Linked DNA regions of Mus musculus: region 1 is linked to region 2. A link is a loop called in an ENCODE intact Hi-C map of the cell type or tissue named here. Cell type or tissue: left cerebral cortex. All regions are shown on one strand. Links, peaks and the distances in the headings refer to the core of each region. The heading gives the core; the rest is flanking DNA. Region 1 holds the start of Actr10 (ARP10 actin-related protein 10). Region 2 overlaps 3110056K07Rik (RIKEN cDNA 3110056K07 gene).

Region 1 (8,076 bases), core at 1,967-6,966, 59 kb before region 2:
CTATGTAGAGACCCTGTCTCAATCTCCACCCCCAAAGGAAATGACCCAGACCCAAGAGAGCTGAGCATGGTGGCTCATTCCTTTAATCCCATCACTCAGGGCTCCAAGGCAGAAGGTATACCTCAAGTTTGAAGCCAGCCTGAGCTATAGAGTGAATTCCAGGCCAGCTCTGGGCTATAGAGATCTTACCTCTAAAAACAAATGGCAAAGCAATAAATAAATAAATAAATAGCCCAGGTAAAAACTTTAATGGTAGCTACAGATCCATGATTCTATGACTTTTAAAGTTAGATTCTCTTAAGGATATGGTTTATAAATAAATTTGAAGATGATTGGTCTTAAAATTAATTGAAAATGAACTTGCTTATTTCTCTTCTCTGAAGAAATTCCTTTGTAATGAGATTATTAGGTGATTTCATGAGCAGTATTTCATAGGTTTGCAGTGAGAAAGGGACTGAGAAGATGAAGATCAAAGGTCACACAGGTTAAGCATGTTTCAGGCTTGAACATAGTTTATTGGCTGTTTTAATGTTCTTGTTTGAACAGTTTCTATTATCTTCAGTTTTCAAATTAAAATGCAAATACATTGTTCACCTCTTTTCGTTTCCATCCTCGCTCTAACCCTTCCTGTGCCACACCTTTGCTCTCTCAAATCGATGGTCTCTGTTTCTTTAATCTCATTACACACACACACACACACACACACACACACACACACACCAGCTTGTGTGTGTCTGTTTATGAATATCATGGTTGGGTAAGACTGGTTTCCCTTCTTTGAAAGCTTGTATGGAGCCTTCTGGTACCATGAAAGCTAGTTCTCAGGGAGGAGGCTTTCTGGTTAGAACCTCTGGGTCCTCTGTCTAAAGTGCATGGTGTCTTAGCAACAACGACTTATCCTCAACCTCTGCAATGCAACTAAGAGCAACAGCAAAGCTTGTTTGGGGAGTTTCTTGGACATCTCTGACAAACTGCTCAAACAGCATCTCCTTGCCCAGTGCTGGGATTTTTGTTAGATGACTGTGAGAAAATGTCTCTTTTGCAGACTGTCTGGACAGTTTTTTCAGTTGGGTCAACATTCTTTGCTTCCAGCCAGCAAGAGAAATAAATCAGGGTTTTTTTTGTTTGTTTGTTTTTTTAATGTACTCTTAAATCTTTCTTTTTAAAAAATACTCCACAAGAGGTTCCATTCAAACATCTGAGATTATTAAGGAATATATTTGTTTTGTGTTCATTCTTTTTTTCTTTCTGCTAAAATAACCACGATATTCTCCTTATTAAATTTTTATTTATTTGTTCTCGATTTCATGTATATGCTTTGATCATATCTTTGCATCTTGCCACCATGACACCTGGTTTCTCCTCTTCTAGAAATCCAATCAATCTCCCCAGCAACAGGCAAGAACTGCTGTCTTAGTAACTATTCTATTTCTGGGAAGAGACAACATGACTAAGACAACTCTTATAAAAGGAATCGTCAATCGGGGACCTGCTTACAGTTTTAGTTAATGATGGGGGGGTGGGGTGGCGGGCAGGCATGGCAATGAAGCAGTAGCTGAGAGCTTTACATCTTAATTGCCAGGCAACAAGGGTCCGGGGTGGGGGTTGGGGGCAGAGGAGGCAGGGAGGAGAGAGCTGCGCCTAGTGTGGGCTTTTTAAACCCCAAAGTCCACTCCCAGTGACACACCTCCTCCAAGGTCAAATCTCCATATCCTTCCAAAACTGTTCCAGTCCTCGGTGACTAAGCATTCAAACAGATGAGCCTAGGCGCGCGGGGGGGGGGGGGGGGGGGGCGTTCGCATGTAAACCACCACAAATACTGCTGTAATTAAGGAGCATTTCCGCCTTCCCAATCCAAGTTTTGAATTTAGATCTTAGGATCCTTTTCTAGAACTGCTTCGGGGAGAGTGAAAGCCAATCTCTTCTGAGCAGACTCTATCTTGTGTGTTCATTGCGGCGACTAAATGTCATGATAAACGACCAACACAGAACTGGAGAATGAGAAAGCGATCTCAAGTTCCTGCCTCCCCTCCTAAGCCGCTAAAAATCCTTACTACGCCGCGCAGGCGCCCCCGGCCGCTGAGCGAGAGGACCCGGGAGGCTCCGCCCCTCTAAGGTGTCCGGCGCGCCTGACCGCCTCGGCCTCCGCGACGTCAGGCCTCTCCTTGGCCAGCCCGGGTCCTCGGCTTTGTGAGGACCCCGCCCCGCCCCCGCGCTGAGGCAGCCCCCCCGCCGGGCGGACCACTTCACCCTCTCTACGTCGGTCTCTCAAAGATGCCGCTCTACGAGGGCCTTGGGAGCGGCGGCGAGAAGACAGCAGTCGTGATCGACCTAGGAGAAGCTTTCACCAAGTGAGTGGCCATGGGCGGCTGTGGGCCCGAGGGACGTGCCGGTGGTCCCGGACTGGCAACCGTCTTTAGGCCCGCTGGGCACCCGGGACCTTCCCCCGGCGATCCCGCGAATGCTAGCTCACATCGTTGCCTTAAGGCAAAGCTCAGTCCACACTCAGTGATGAATGTGTTGTCAGGGAGGACTCTCTTGGGCAATGCGAACCTGTAGGATCTGGTGGCCTGAGTGGGATCTGGACTCCTAGAGAAGCCCAGGAAGCTCGGGGAACGGTGTCCCCCACCCCACCCCCGTCTAAGGTGATCAGGGGCCATCACTTTAACTTTTGACAGCGATGACCCAGATTGTGCTTGCCTCTGGCTGGGTCAGATTGGAAGGAAACCATCGAATTGTAACGCTTGCTGACTCTTTCCACCATAAAACATTTATGGGATGGAGCCCCATTGGTTCTGGAAATAGATTGTTCTCCAGGAGTGTAGGAAATCAGCTATGGAGCCCTGGCACATGAAGACAGGAAGCCGCATAGAAATGAGACGGGAAATTGTTGGTTACCTTATAATACTCTTAGACCCACATTTTGCACTTTAAAAAAGCAGTTTGTAAGCACGGGAGTAGTGGTCCTCGAAGTGGCAGTCAAAGGTAGAGATAGCAAAACACAAATTCACAAGCCTTGGAACATCTGGACAGTATGAGAGGATGCTGGACGGTTTTAAGTTCTTTGGACCATCCATTTAAGAGTCCTTGTATTGGACTCAAGAACAACACAGAATTACATGACATATATGTATATATAAAGTGATGTTGTGTATGAAATACATATTAGGCTCCAGAAAGCTGAGAGTTCCATCATATATACATATTATGTGTTTGAGGTGAAGTTATATATGAAACAGATGTGTGGATTATTTTTGCATATTTTAAACACTTCCTAACCTGTAATAGATGTTAAGCAACTATTAAATAAATGGTCATAAGAACAGACTTAAAAATTGGTCCTTAGAAGCTACAGAATTGGATTAAACATAGTTCTTGATTATCCTCTCCTTCTCTGACTCTCCCATATTCATCTTACTTTTTTAAAAAACATTAATATAATAAGTAGAGATTACTACCTGAAAATAATTATTGTGGCTATACATTGAAAATATAAATTATTATATAGGGATGTGATTGAAGACAGAAGGACATAAAAGTTTTCAAAGGCAGAACTTAAGCTACATCATTACAAAGTCCTTGAGGACTTTGAGGAGCACTGAATATAAGTAACATTGAAGTGAAAATGGAGAGAGATGTCTAGGCACAGGGGAACAGTGCCCAGGCGGGGGAAGAAAAAAAAAAAAGGTGTGATTTCCAATATGGTCATTTTAGCAACCTTTTTTCCAGCACAAAAGAAATGTGGCACTGACTACTAATTTTTCTCTTTTTCTTTTTCTTTTCTTTTCTCTTTTTGTTTTTTTTTTCTTTTTGAAATAGTGTCCAGTGTGGCCCAAGCTGCCCCAAACTTCTAGTCCTAGTGCCTCTGCCCTCCTGAGTGCTGGCATTGTTCATGTGCCTACTGTGCTTGGCTTAAACCAAGACCCACAAGTTGTCTTCTCCCCTTCCTATGTGCACTGTGTCATTCACGCACCCATGCACATAAACACAGGAAATAAATACTAATAAAACCAGTGTCCATGTCCTAGTGTGAGTGTAGGCTTGTTTGAGTTCATCATATATGAAATGATTATAATTGTCAGATTCTCATAGTTTAAGAAGATAGTCTTGGGGCTGGAGAGCCAGCTCAGTGGGTAAGAGCACTTGCTACTCTTCAGAGAACCTGGGTTCAGTTCCCAGCACCCATGTCAGATAGCTCACAGTTACCTCACAATTCCAGTTCCAGGGAATCTAATGACCTCTGTGATCACCAGGCGCGTATGTAGTGCACATACATACACATATGGGCACAACACTTATACACATAAAATGATTAAAGAAAAAAAAGTCTTAAGTAACATGCTAACGGTTACTTTATTAGTAATAGTACTTTATTAATATTAAAACTAAGAAGAGAATGAAGAGATTATTCATGTGCCGTGTGGTGAGTGACATTTCTGTCAATGAGAGATCACATATATGATGTCATGGCTCTTCAGTATCACATGTGGGTTGTCTATGACCAGAGTTTCTTTATTCTGAATAATTGTAGTTCCTATTATTCCATGTTTAGATGCATTTAGGTACACAACCACTTACCTTTTGTATGTTTTTATATACTTAAGTATACAAACACCTTTGAGTTATACTTGCCTGCAGTATTTAGTATGGCAACATGTTCTAAAAGTGTGTCGTCAAACAACAATCACGGACATAGCTTTATGTGCAGCCCACTGTGTTTCTAGGTTTATGTAAGTATGCTTTTAGGATGCTGCAAAATAACTAAGCCACCCAACAATGTGCTTCTCACAGCCTCTCACTGAGTAATACACGACTGTCAGAAGGAAGTCACATAGTGTAGATCCAGGGTTATAAAAATAAATGTCTTATAAAAGAGGAGGAAAATGAAATCTGCCTTAAAATGAGACACTGGCTTATTTCAATATAAAAATTTGTATATACTTTGCTTCTTCCTTTAATGTGTGATGTAAACTTAATAAATGTTATTTTTATATTTTTTCTTTGACCCTTTAAGTGCATCAGAGATATTTCCAGATGTTTTTGTGGCCATTGTTTCTTTGGCAGATATTTAGAAAAAAGGTTATAAGTTGAGTATGTAATTTTCCATTTCTTTGCAGGTGTGGATTCGCAGGAGAAACTGGTCCACGATGTATAATTCCTAGTGTGATAAAAAGAGCTGGCATGTCTAAGGTATTTTTTTTAAAACAAACAGAAAACTATGGACTGGCATGGTGGCTCAGTATGGAAAGGTGCTTGTTGAACAAGCCTGGCAGTTGAGGTTTACGCTCGGAACCCACATAAAGGTAGAAAGAGAGAACCACTTCCACAGAGTTGTCATCCGACCGCCGCCACCCAAGGGCTGTGACACATCATAGAGCATGCATGCACACATGCACACACACTAACATTAATAAGTACTAAGATGTGAAAATTAGAAAAATAAAGTAAGATACAATTTCAAGAGTTTTTTTAAGTCAACTTTGTTGAGGCCTAATCTTATGTGGCATGAATTTAATCATGATGTGCAACAACCATATAATCCAGGAGATGAACTAAGTCTAGAATATTTGAGGAAGCCTTTGCTACCTTTTGTTTTTAAAGATTCTTTTTCTTTTTCTTTTTTTTTTTTTAAGATTTATTTTTACTTTGTGTTTTACCTGCACATACTTAAGTTCCCTCCAAACATGCAGTGCTCTTGAAAGCCAGAAGAGAGTGTCAGATACCCAGGAACTGCTGTTACAGTTGTGGGCTACTGTGTGCTTGCTGGGAACCAAGCTCGAATGTCTGTAAGAGCAGCCAGTGCTTGTACCTGTTCAGCCATCTCTCCAGCCCTCTTTATGCTTCTTAGGCAATTCTAAGGGGTTTTGGTTTTGGTTTTGGTTTTTTGGTTTTTTGAGACAGGGTTTTTCTGTGTAGTCCTGGCTGTCCTGGAACTCACTCTGTAGACCAGGCTGGCCTCAAACTCAGAAATCCACCTGCCTCTGCCTTCCACGTGCTGGAATCAAAGGTGTGCGCCACCAATGCCCAGCTATTCTGAATTTTTATCATTAGTCATGCCCAAATGATAAGTCAGATGAAGTAAGACAAAAATCTTATAAGCTCTGTTCTGTGTACTTACTTGTAGACACACACTTCTATTTATACCGTTAAAATTACCTTCTCTTTTATCCATTGCCTGTTCATTGAAATCCCTAATTGAAGAGATTACCCTTTGTGGGGGATATTTGTTTTGTTTGGGTTGTTTTTTTTTTGTTTTGTTTTTTGTTTTGTTTTGTTTTATGTTATTTTTGAGATAAAGTTTTGTCTAACTCAGGTTAGCTTGATGACCTTAAACTTGGGTCTTCTGCCTGTTTTTAGGCATGCACTAGCACATCGAGTTTTATGCATTTATGCAATGTTGTGTTGATCCCAGGGCTTTGCATATGCTATGCACGTCCACCAGTTAAGCTACACTAAGGTTAATCAGTTTTTAGTTTTTTATATTCTTAATATAAATTTCATTTATGATGAGAAAATATATTAGTAAATAAAAAGCACACAGTATTGTTAATATAAGAAATCATTTTAATTTTTTCCAGCCAATCAAAGTTGTTCAGTATAATATCAATACAGAAGAATTATATTCCTACCTAAAGGAATTCATCCACATACTGTATTTCAGGTAAGATGAAACTTTATTTCAGGGTTGGTTTTTCCCTAATGGCAGTTATAGGAGTGCTTGGTTATTGCATCTGATACAAAAAAGAAAATTGGAGTCCAGCGCCAGTTTTGTTTATCTTCAACCTTTGGGTGTTTAAACTATTTTTAAGAATTTGTTTGTGGCTGTGCATGTCTCTGGGTCCTGAGGTGTATGGAGGTCAGAGGGTGCTTTGTGGACATCAGTTCTCTCCTTCCACACCGGTCCCACGGGTCAAGCTCAGGCTTGGCTATGTCTGCCTTCACCCCTGAGCCATCTTGCCATCTCTGTCTTTAGCCTTTGGAAAAACATAGCTGATGATTAGAGAACTGAAAATTGTAAGACATTGAAGGCAAATCAAGTGCCTCTTAATAAAGGGACTGGCAGCCTGTGAATAAACCTCAGCCAAGTCCTGTCTGTCCGTAAAAGACAGACAGACAGACAGACAGATAAGTAAATTGTGTACTATCCATATGGTAAAACACTGTGCAGTTATTATTGGGGTCGGAGGCCTTTTGCTTAGTGGTACAGCACTTTCTGATTAACTCTGAGACCTGTCAGCAAAATAGGGTGGGTGGTTGTTCCATATCCATATGTAGTGAATCAGAAAAATAAGATGTATTAAAAATGAAAAGAACACACTAAAGAACAACTATAGAATGCATATTCATGCTTAAATATGTGTTTATACATCCAGAATAAAAAAATAATAAAGATCATTTTTAATACTTTCTGGGCAATAAATGGATTAAACTCTTGTGGTTTCCAAGTTAATGTCTATTATGACTGAAATTTGTGAGCTTATACTTACTACTTTTACAAATTCACAAAAGAAAACCTCTGTGTAGTGGCTAATGGTGGTAATGATAATTAATGGCTTTAGTTCCTGCTACAGCACTTAGCACAGTCTAAGAACTCAGAAACATCGTATTCCTGGAAGGATAAAATAAAGGCATATTTTTGTCATAAAGCATCTTAACATATGAAAAACAGTTTATTCTTAACTTGCATTACTTACCCAAAAAAGTACAGAGCTCTGTTTTCTTTTCCAGGCATCTGTTGGTGAATCCCAGAGACCGCCGCGTTGTGGTTATCGAGTCGGTGTTATGTCCTTCCCACTTCAGAGAGACTCTGACTCGTGTTCTTTTTAAATATTTTGAGGTACCTGTTTTTATTTGTGTGTATGTGTGTGTGTATACTTGGGTGCACATGTATATATGGCATTTGTAGAGGCCAGCGGCCCAGTCTCTTTCTTAATCATTTATCCACCCTATTTTTTCATTTATTTTTGACATTTTTGAAGTTAGCCTCAAACTTGCTGTATAGCTGAGGCTGACCTTAAACTTGTGATCTTGCCTTGCCCAAGCCTCCATCACCTGCACTGCTTTTCAACAGTCTTC
Region 2 (8,076 bases), core at 1,847-6,846:
AGCCCACAAGTTAATTTATCCATTTTGTTTTAACTAGAATTAAAATAATAATTTTTAGATTTATTTTTGTGGGTTTTTTTTTTTTTTTTTTTGCATGTTTATATTACAATGTCCATGCCTGGTATCCACGAAGGTCAGAAGAGCTTTAATCTAGAACTAAAGTTATGGATGGCTGTGAATCATGGGTGCTCGGAACTGAACCCAGGTCTTGTGCAAGAGCAACATGTCCTCTTAACCACTGAGCCGTCTCTCCAGCCTTCTTTAACTAGAATGATCATATTATTCTGTGGTTCTTGTAATAATGTTGTGTTTAATGTAGGGACATTCTGTAACCACTACTGAGAACAGCGAGCTTTTTGTGGAAAATGTGACAGCATTTATTTTTCAGATTGCATAGATATCTTATGACTGGAAATTATCACCTGTCTTAGTCAGGGTTTCTATTCCTGCACAATCATCATGACCAAGAAGCAAGCTGGGGAGGAAAGGGTTTATTCAGCTTACACTTTCCATTCTGCTGTTCATCACCAAAGGAAGTCAGGACTGGAACTCAAACAGGTCAGAAAGCAGGAACTGATGCAGAGGCCATGGAGGGATGTTCTTTACTGGCTCGCTTCCCCTGGCTTGCTCAGCTTACTTTCTTACAGAACCCAGGACTACTAGTCCAGGGGTGGCACCGCCCACAAGGGACCCTCCCCACTTGATCACTAATTGAGAAAATGCTTTACAGTTGGGTCTCAATGGAGGCCCTTCCCTAACTAAGCTCCTCCTCTGTGATAACTCCAGCTGTGTCAAGTTAATACACAAACCATCCAGTACAGCACTTGAAACAAAAACTTTAAGGTATCAAATTGAGCTTAAATATTCATGTAATAAAATGTTTATAGTACTTCTCTGATAAGAAAGAGTTCCTTTCCTTTGTTTCTGGTACTTTTGGTTTATTTGAGGCAGGGTAGGTCTTCCTACATAAGCCCCGCCTGTCCTGGGACTTACTATATAGAACAGGCTGGCTTTTAATTCTTAGAGATCCCCTTGCCTCTGCCTCCACCATACCTGGTCCTCGTTTCTGTTGTTGTTAAAATGACCTTGGAAAAAAGAAAGTTGGATTTAGATTATTAGTATCTCTGAAACAATTTCCTTTGTAGACAGGTGGCAAATTTGTGTGTGTGTGTGTGTGTGTGTGTGTGTGTATACACCAAGTGAAAATGTCTTGAATGTGTAGTTTTCTAATGTTTGTATTCGTCTGTTGAAATGTAATCTAGAGCTGACCTACATTTTACATTCTGGCACATCTCCACTGTATCCATATAATCAAAGGGTGAATCTGGGAAGTATGCATTAAAAACATTCCTGTATTTTGCCATACTACAATAAGCTAAACTTAGAACCTTTGACACACAGAAACTAAGGAAATGAAAGTCAGTGTTCTCTTAGATCAACTACGTACCCGAGGACTGCTAGACTGTGTTCTAATTGGGGTCGATTTTAATTGTACTCTTAATCTCTTCTTAAAATTAGTTAACCTTGGTTTATAGTTCATGCAAAGTAGACTGGATGGTTCTTTGTTTTGTTTTTGTTGTTTTGAGGTCTCTTCCCCATTGGCATTGAACTCCTTTACCTTTGAGTGAAGTGTTGGGATTAAAAGTGTGCTGTGTACCACCACACATGGCCAGATTTAAAAATGACAGCCTCTAAACTAGGCAGTGGTGGTATGTGCCTTCTATCCCAGCACTCAGGAGGCAGAGATAGGTATATCTGTAAGTTCTAGGACACCTTGGTCAATAGAGTTACTTCCAGGGCAGGCTTAAAAATCAAAAATATACATCCAATTCAACTTCAGGCGACTTAAGAACTGTCAAAGCATGAAAGATTAAAGACAAAATAAAAACCGATTCCTGCCCTTTATAAAATATTCTGAAAAGCCCTATCCTGATGAAATTGCTTGTTGTTATCTTGCTCCCTATAATCTGGCTATTTTTTAAAAGTTACAGGGGGAGGCATTCATTCTACTGTCTATTCAATTTGAACTATTACTCAATAGGTAACTATATTGTGCTTTGTATATTTAAAACATTAAAATGTTCCTTTTTGATCATCTCACCCCTTGAAGGGTAAATTACTATATTTATCTTTCTGGTTCATATAGAACATTTTTCTTAAGAGTAGACACTGAGGCCGGGCATGGTGGCGCACGCCTTTAATCCCAGCGCTCGAGAGGCAGAGGCAGGCGGATTTCTGAGTGAGTTCCAGGGCAGCCTGGGATATACAGAGAAACCCGGCCTCGAAAAACAAAAAACAAAACCCCAAAACAAACAAACAACCCCAAAAGACAAAAAAAGAGTAGACCCTGGGAATCAGAGAGCTGCTTGCCACTTTTGCAGAGGATTATAGAGTTCAGTTCCCAGCACCCACCTCAGACTGCTCGCAGCCACCTGTAAACTCAGCTCCAAGGGATCCAACGCCCTCTTCTGGCTTTCTTGGGTACCAGGCATGCAGAGACATACATGCGGACAAAATACTCATACATTTACAATAAAAAGGTTTTTTTTTTTTTTTTTTAGGATAGGTAGGACAGTTTTGATCTTCATTAGACAGCAGCAATTTTAAAGGGGTTATTTGAACTTTTACAATGTATACCACTGTAACTAAGTTAAAAATTTTCAAGCTCTTTCTCAGTGAGAAAAGCAGAAATATAACTATTACCAAGGGCTATCACAAGCCTGCATTGTGATATTTGCTTTAAGAATTTGCTTTAAGAATTGGAGGACATAAATTCCAACAAGACATGAAACGGAATCCAGGGAGTTTCCTGGACACTGGTTGGATGAGAATTCCAGTGAATTCAGAATAAACATAAATAATGCCAGTAATAAATGGCAAAAAACTTCTGAGGTGATACTGAAACAAAGTAGCTTATCTTGTGGGGTGGAGAGGGAAACACTCTCCCTATGTAGGCAGGCTAGCCTCAAACTCTGAGTGATCCTCTTTTATGCTCCCAGGTGTTGTATATTATAGGTGTATGCCCTGCCTGTGTGACTAACAAGATTACAAAGCAAAAACTGAGTTGGGAGAAATGTGTGTTTCCTAAACTAGTTCTAAGACCACCAACTTTAGACTTCTCCACAGACCTGAGTTCACCAGCTGGAAAATAGGCCTTGGCAATCTGTTTTTTGTTTGGTTGGTTTTTTTGAGACAGGGTTTCTCTGTGCAGTCCTGGCTATCCTGGAACTCACTCTGTAGACCAGGCTGGCCTCGAACTCAGAAATCCGTCTGCCTCTGCCTCCCGATTGCTGTGGTTAAAGGCGTGTGCCACCATGCCCGGCTACAGAGCCCTTCTTAAAACATTAATTACTGTGGAATATTTCATTTGCCTTTTTGTTGATGCTGCTGCTCCCCTGTGTATTACAGGGGAGCTAAGCCACATTAGAAAAGGGGCAACAGAAAAGTTATTAGAAAAAGGTTAACAGATAAGGCTTTTATAATTAAGTAAAACATATGGTAAAACAGTAGAGGATGGTGGATATTTAGAAAAACAACTTGAAAAATATATCTCAAGTCTGGTGGTGGTGCATACCTTTAATTCCAAACCTTGTGAGGCAGAGGCAAGCAGACCTCTGTGTGTGTGTGTGTGTGTGTGTGTGTGTGTGTGTGTGACAGACACAGATATGTCACAAGAGTACATAAGAGGAAAAAAGGGAGGGAGAAATATCTAGTAAAAAATTAATTGCAAAAATTGTTCAAATTCTTTTTATTACACTGTATCTGTGTCTTCAGACACCCCAGAAGAAGTTGTCAGATCTCATTACAGGTGGTTGTGAGCCACCATGTAGTTGCTGGGATTTGAACTCAGGCCCTTTGGTAGAGCAGTCAGTGCTCTTAACCCTGAGCCATCTCTCCAGCCCATTCAAATTCTTTATGATTCCACCTAGGTGCACAACGAGGGCACCATAAGGGTGTTAGGGGAACATTTCAAACACAAAGGTGGACAAGAGGCCAGGGAACAACACAGGAAATTACATTATTGTTCAATAATGGTCTGGGACTAGAAAGGGATTTTTCTTATTTTATTGATGGGCCAAGGAGAAAAGTTTTGACATAAAAGCAGCCCAGGTTAATTTAATTTGGTCAAAGAAAGTTCTATAGAGGAGCTTGGTGTTGCAAGTCTCTGAAGAGCAAGGAAGTAGGATTTGGTTTGCAGCCCAGGTAGGCTCTGCTGACTGTTAGTAGCTTGCTAGGTGATCACAGGGTTAAAAGGTGACAAATAATTGGTTTGCAACTCACTTTTTCAGCGGCAAATGAACTTCACAACGACTTACTGTGATTCACATTCAAAAGATAGCACAGATTGGCCATGAAGCCCATTTGCACGCTAATGAACCTATGAACTTGAACTTGTACCCACTGGAAGTGGACTAACGTGGCTGCATGCTGTTCTTACAAGTTTATGGAAGTCTGCACAGAGCCTTCCTTCACAGGGAATATCACTCATTCTCAAGCTCCAAACATGCTGCACACTGCACACTGTCAACAAAAACGGCTCTTCCTTCCTTTAGTCTCATGACAGCAAGCCAATGAAGCTTCCTGAAAACGACTCTGCTTTAGAGAAATAAAGTGCTCCCCTCCTCCCTCCCCCAGCTCTCTGGATGGCTTCCAAGTGAACTTCAGGAGAAGTTTTAAATGTGAAGCTCAAACTCGCTTACTCGAAAACCCATTCTTTTCCCTAAATGGAAATTTGACAAAACAGGAAGTACACAGTGAGAAAGAGAAGCAAAATTGTGGTCAAAGAATTTACTGTGCACAGCCTAGTGCTTTCTGACTAAGATAAAATACAGAACTTCAAACCTGGGAGGAAGCCAGTAAATTGGTTTCAATATCGTGACACATGAAGAAAGCAATAGGAGATGGCTTTTCATTGCATAAAAATTCCCTGCCCTACCCACTCTGACCAAGACAATAACAGAGCCATATAGTATATAGACACTGGAAGTACCTTACAATTTCATGTAAAAAAAAAAACACATTTTTGAATAACAGAATTCTCATTTGCTTTGAGAAAAATTGGAGTATCTTTTACCTTGATTACTGACGTATTTGAAATAACTCCATAAGTAGACAATTTACTTACATCTCAAAATTTAAGCTGTAGCAATTAAAATGGCCTAACTAGGTGGTTATGGAAGGCAGGGACAGGTGGATCTCAGTGAGTACCAGAACTACCCAGGCTACACAGAGAAACCCTGTCCCAAAAACAAAAGCAACCCCTCCCCCACAAAACGGCCAAAAAAAAACAAAAAACCCAAAACAAAACCCAACCAACAAAACAACCCCTAAAACCACCACCACCACCACAAAACAACAGCACACCAATACATCAAAATCCCCAGCAAGTGTCAAACAAATGAACAAAAAGTCAGGAAGGAGACCAATTACATGGAATACCCAACTTCGGTGTAAATTTTTTGAGACAGCATGTCTTACAGGGCCCAAGCCTGCCTGGAACTCACTGTGTAGACCAGGCTGGCCTCAAACTCTGAGACCTGCCCACTTCTGCCTCACAGTGCAATCTTGTTTTGCTCTAATTTCAGTATCTCCTACTGCAGCTAATAAGAGCAAGTGAACCTCTGGCTCAGGGTAAAGCACTCAGGGCCAGCCACTCAAGGTGCCAATGCCCCTCCCTCCCTCCCTCCCTCCCTCCCTCCCTAAGACTAAGGCAGGTGGGGCATGCAAGCCTGAGGATTTGTTCCTAAGGAGGATGGATACCAGCAACGTTTGCAAATCTAAAACTATTCTGTCAAAGCTATTTCTGATTCTCAGGGGTTCTTAACTTTTTTAGGGATAGATGGACATAGTAAGAAATATGTCTATAAATTCCTATCTGAAGAAATAAGTTGCTAGATTAGAATCCTGAAATATTAATAGCCGCAAATGAAACACTCTTAACGTAAAATTTAATTCTATGATATACTCCAGGTCACAGCCAATGAGCACAAGCTTGTGATTTGAATGTGGCTTTTTTTTTCAAATCCAGGGTTTCTGAATTCGGATGCATATTCAATACCATTATCTTGTGGAATTACTGTGAAAATTCTGGGACTTAAATGTGAGCACAGTTACTTAGTGTGTGTATGGAATGTGTAAGTGTGCAGCTGTGAACCCACGCGCATGTGTGAGCTACATCGCATGTCAGGTGAGAGAACCACCAACAGTAGCCTGTCCCCTCTCCCCCACATGGACCAGGCTCCGGATCAGTCTACCTGCTGAGCCATCCTGCTGGCCGGAGTTCTGGGAAATCTCCAGCTTAGATTATAGATTGGCCTCTTCATATCTATGCACTCCTACTACAAACCTGGTATTTTCACTTACTGCTCTATTCCCAGCACTCTCAATTTTCCTAATTCTCAAGGCCAAGCCCTGACCAATTAATTTCACGGCAACTCCAGATCAAGCAAATATCCTCATAAAATAAGACCCTACTTCTAGTAATAGGAGTTCCTGTTGCTAGGCCTCATTTCATACATAGAAGCATGAGGCATTGAGATTAAAACCAAAAGCACTCAGGTGGTGTCCTCGTCAGCTTTCTGCTACTGCGATAAACACCACGGCAAAAGCAACTTGGAGAGGAAACAAAAGACTAAAGTTCAGTTTCTACTCCTAGGACACAGTCCATCACTAAAGAAAGTCAGGGCAGAGATTCAAAGGGGAAATGAAGCAGAAACCATGAAGGAATGCTGGCTCACTCTCTGGTCTATACTTAGCTAGCTTCTTCAGATATACTGCCCAGGGGATGGTAATGCCTAAGCGGACTGGGCCCATGGATAGCAGTTAAAAGGCAAGAAAATTCCTCACAGCCGTGCTCACAGGCAATCCCGATGGAGGCAATTTTGTTTGAGTTTCTCTGAAAAGGGCAATTTTTTGTTTGAGGTTTCTTCTGAGGTGCTAGGTTGTAACAAACTGACATTAAAAACTAACAGAGGGGGATTATGTACTTAGCGAGACACAGGGCCTATATATCCAGTTAATGGCAAGAGGGCAAAGCAAAGAACCCTCAGTCTTTACCGTTTTCTTACAGTTTACTACTAGCAATAGTAAAGATCTGCAAAATATCATTTATTATCCAAAAATCCCTTTGATAGTTATACTATCTTTTAAAAAACAACAATCGAATAAAACTTACTAATGTGTGAATAGTCTCAAGTGTTCTATCCCCAAATGCTCTTAATATGGCTTAATTCCTCAAGCGGTTTCATTTCTAGGTGATTTACCAGGATGTTTGTTTTTAAATCCAGAGGTGAGGGTTTTACGCTGGCCTGGAGCTCACCAATAAGGCTAGAATGGCTGGCCAGTGAACCTCGGCATTTCCACTTGCATTTCTGCAGTACGGACTTCAAGTACAAGCTCCCACAGACTAATAATGAAAGCCTGCCACGTAGGAAGGACTTGAACTGCCCCACAGTTGAAGCCCATCCTCTAAACAAGCTATCTGGGCTTCAGCCATTCTAAGTCTGTGTGGGACGTGAGCAGCTGTCCTCATTTCATCTGTCATCTCCCCAGTAGCTTCTCCTGCATCATCTATATCTAAGCAGTGGTTGCTTAGGTTGAATAGTCCATGAACAACTTTTTCAGAGGAAGTGAGCAGTCTAAGGCCAATGGATTTTGATAAATGATCCTGCATTTCAGTTTGTTGTCTGGCTAGAATATCAAGAACCCTTGCCATTTCATTGGCTATAATCTCAAAAACTTCCTGTAATCTGAAGTGTAGTCCCAAGATCTCCTCTATCCATTCATGGGTGGTGGTGGTGGTGGTGCATAGTGCACTGGAAAGGCAGAGGCAGGCAGAGCTTGACCAGGCCAGCTTGGTCTACCGAGTGAGTTCCAGGACAGCTAAGGCTACACAGAGAAACCCTGTCCCTTAATCAAAACAAAAAAACAAACAACAAAAGACCCAAAAGACTTTGACCCAAGCATGTTAAACTTCCAAATGGTATGTTAAGTCATTGTTCCTACTAAGCAAAACAATTCTTTCATATTATTGAAATCTTTAGGAGGCAAATTCTAGTGGCCAGACTGAAGTACCTT

Evidence for each region. Hi-C counts contacts between places; a loop is a spot of excess contacts. Peaks named below come from ENCODE experiments on the same cell type or tissue, not always from the same donor. Only the 100,000 strongest peaks of a DNase experiment are listed, where the experiment ranks them.
Region 1: it touches region 2 in a loop (2.1-fold over the local background); 2 of 42 quality-filtered maps call a loop at or near these places.

The regions. Positions count from the first base shown.
Region 1 is chr12:70,935,681-70,943,756 of GRCm38, forward strand. It overlaps Actr10 (ARP10 actin-related protein 10), which reads left to right and starts at 2,177. Exons shown (of 13, transcript NM_019785.2): 1 at 2,177-2,351; 2 at 5,118-5,190; 3 at 6,579-6,661; 4 at 7,729-7,837. The coding sequence starts at 2,275. In left cerebral cortex, for the core only: no CTCF peak of the experiment used is centred there; DNase peaks (open chromatin) are centred at 2,123 and 4,749; H3K4me3 peaks cover 1,357 bases; H3K27ac peaks cover 1,116 bases.
Region 2 is chr12:70,994,977-71,003,052 of GRCm38, forward strand. All of the region lies in intron 3 of 3110056K07Rik (RIKEN cDNA 3110056K07 gene), which reads right to left. It overlaps Psma3 (proteasome subunit alpha 3), which reads left to right. Exons shown (of 11, transcript NM_011184.5): 11 at 1-901. Among named protein-coding and RNA genes, the nearest start is that of 3110056K07Rik, 17 kb to the right of the region's middle. In left cerebral cortex, for the core only: no CTCF peak of the experiment used is centred there; a DNase peak (open chromatin) is centred at 4,706; H3K27ac peaks cover 478 bases.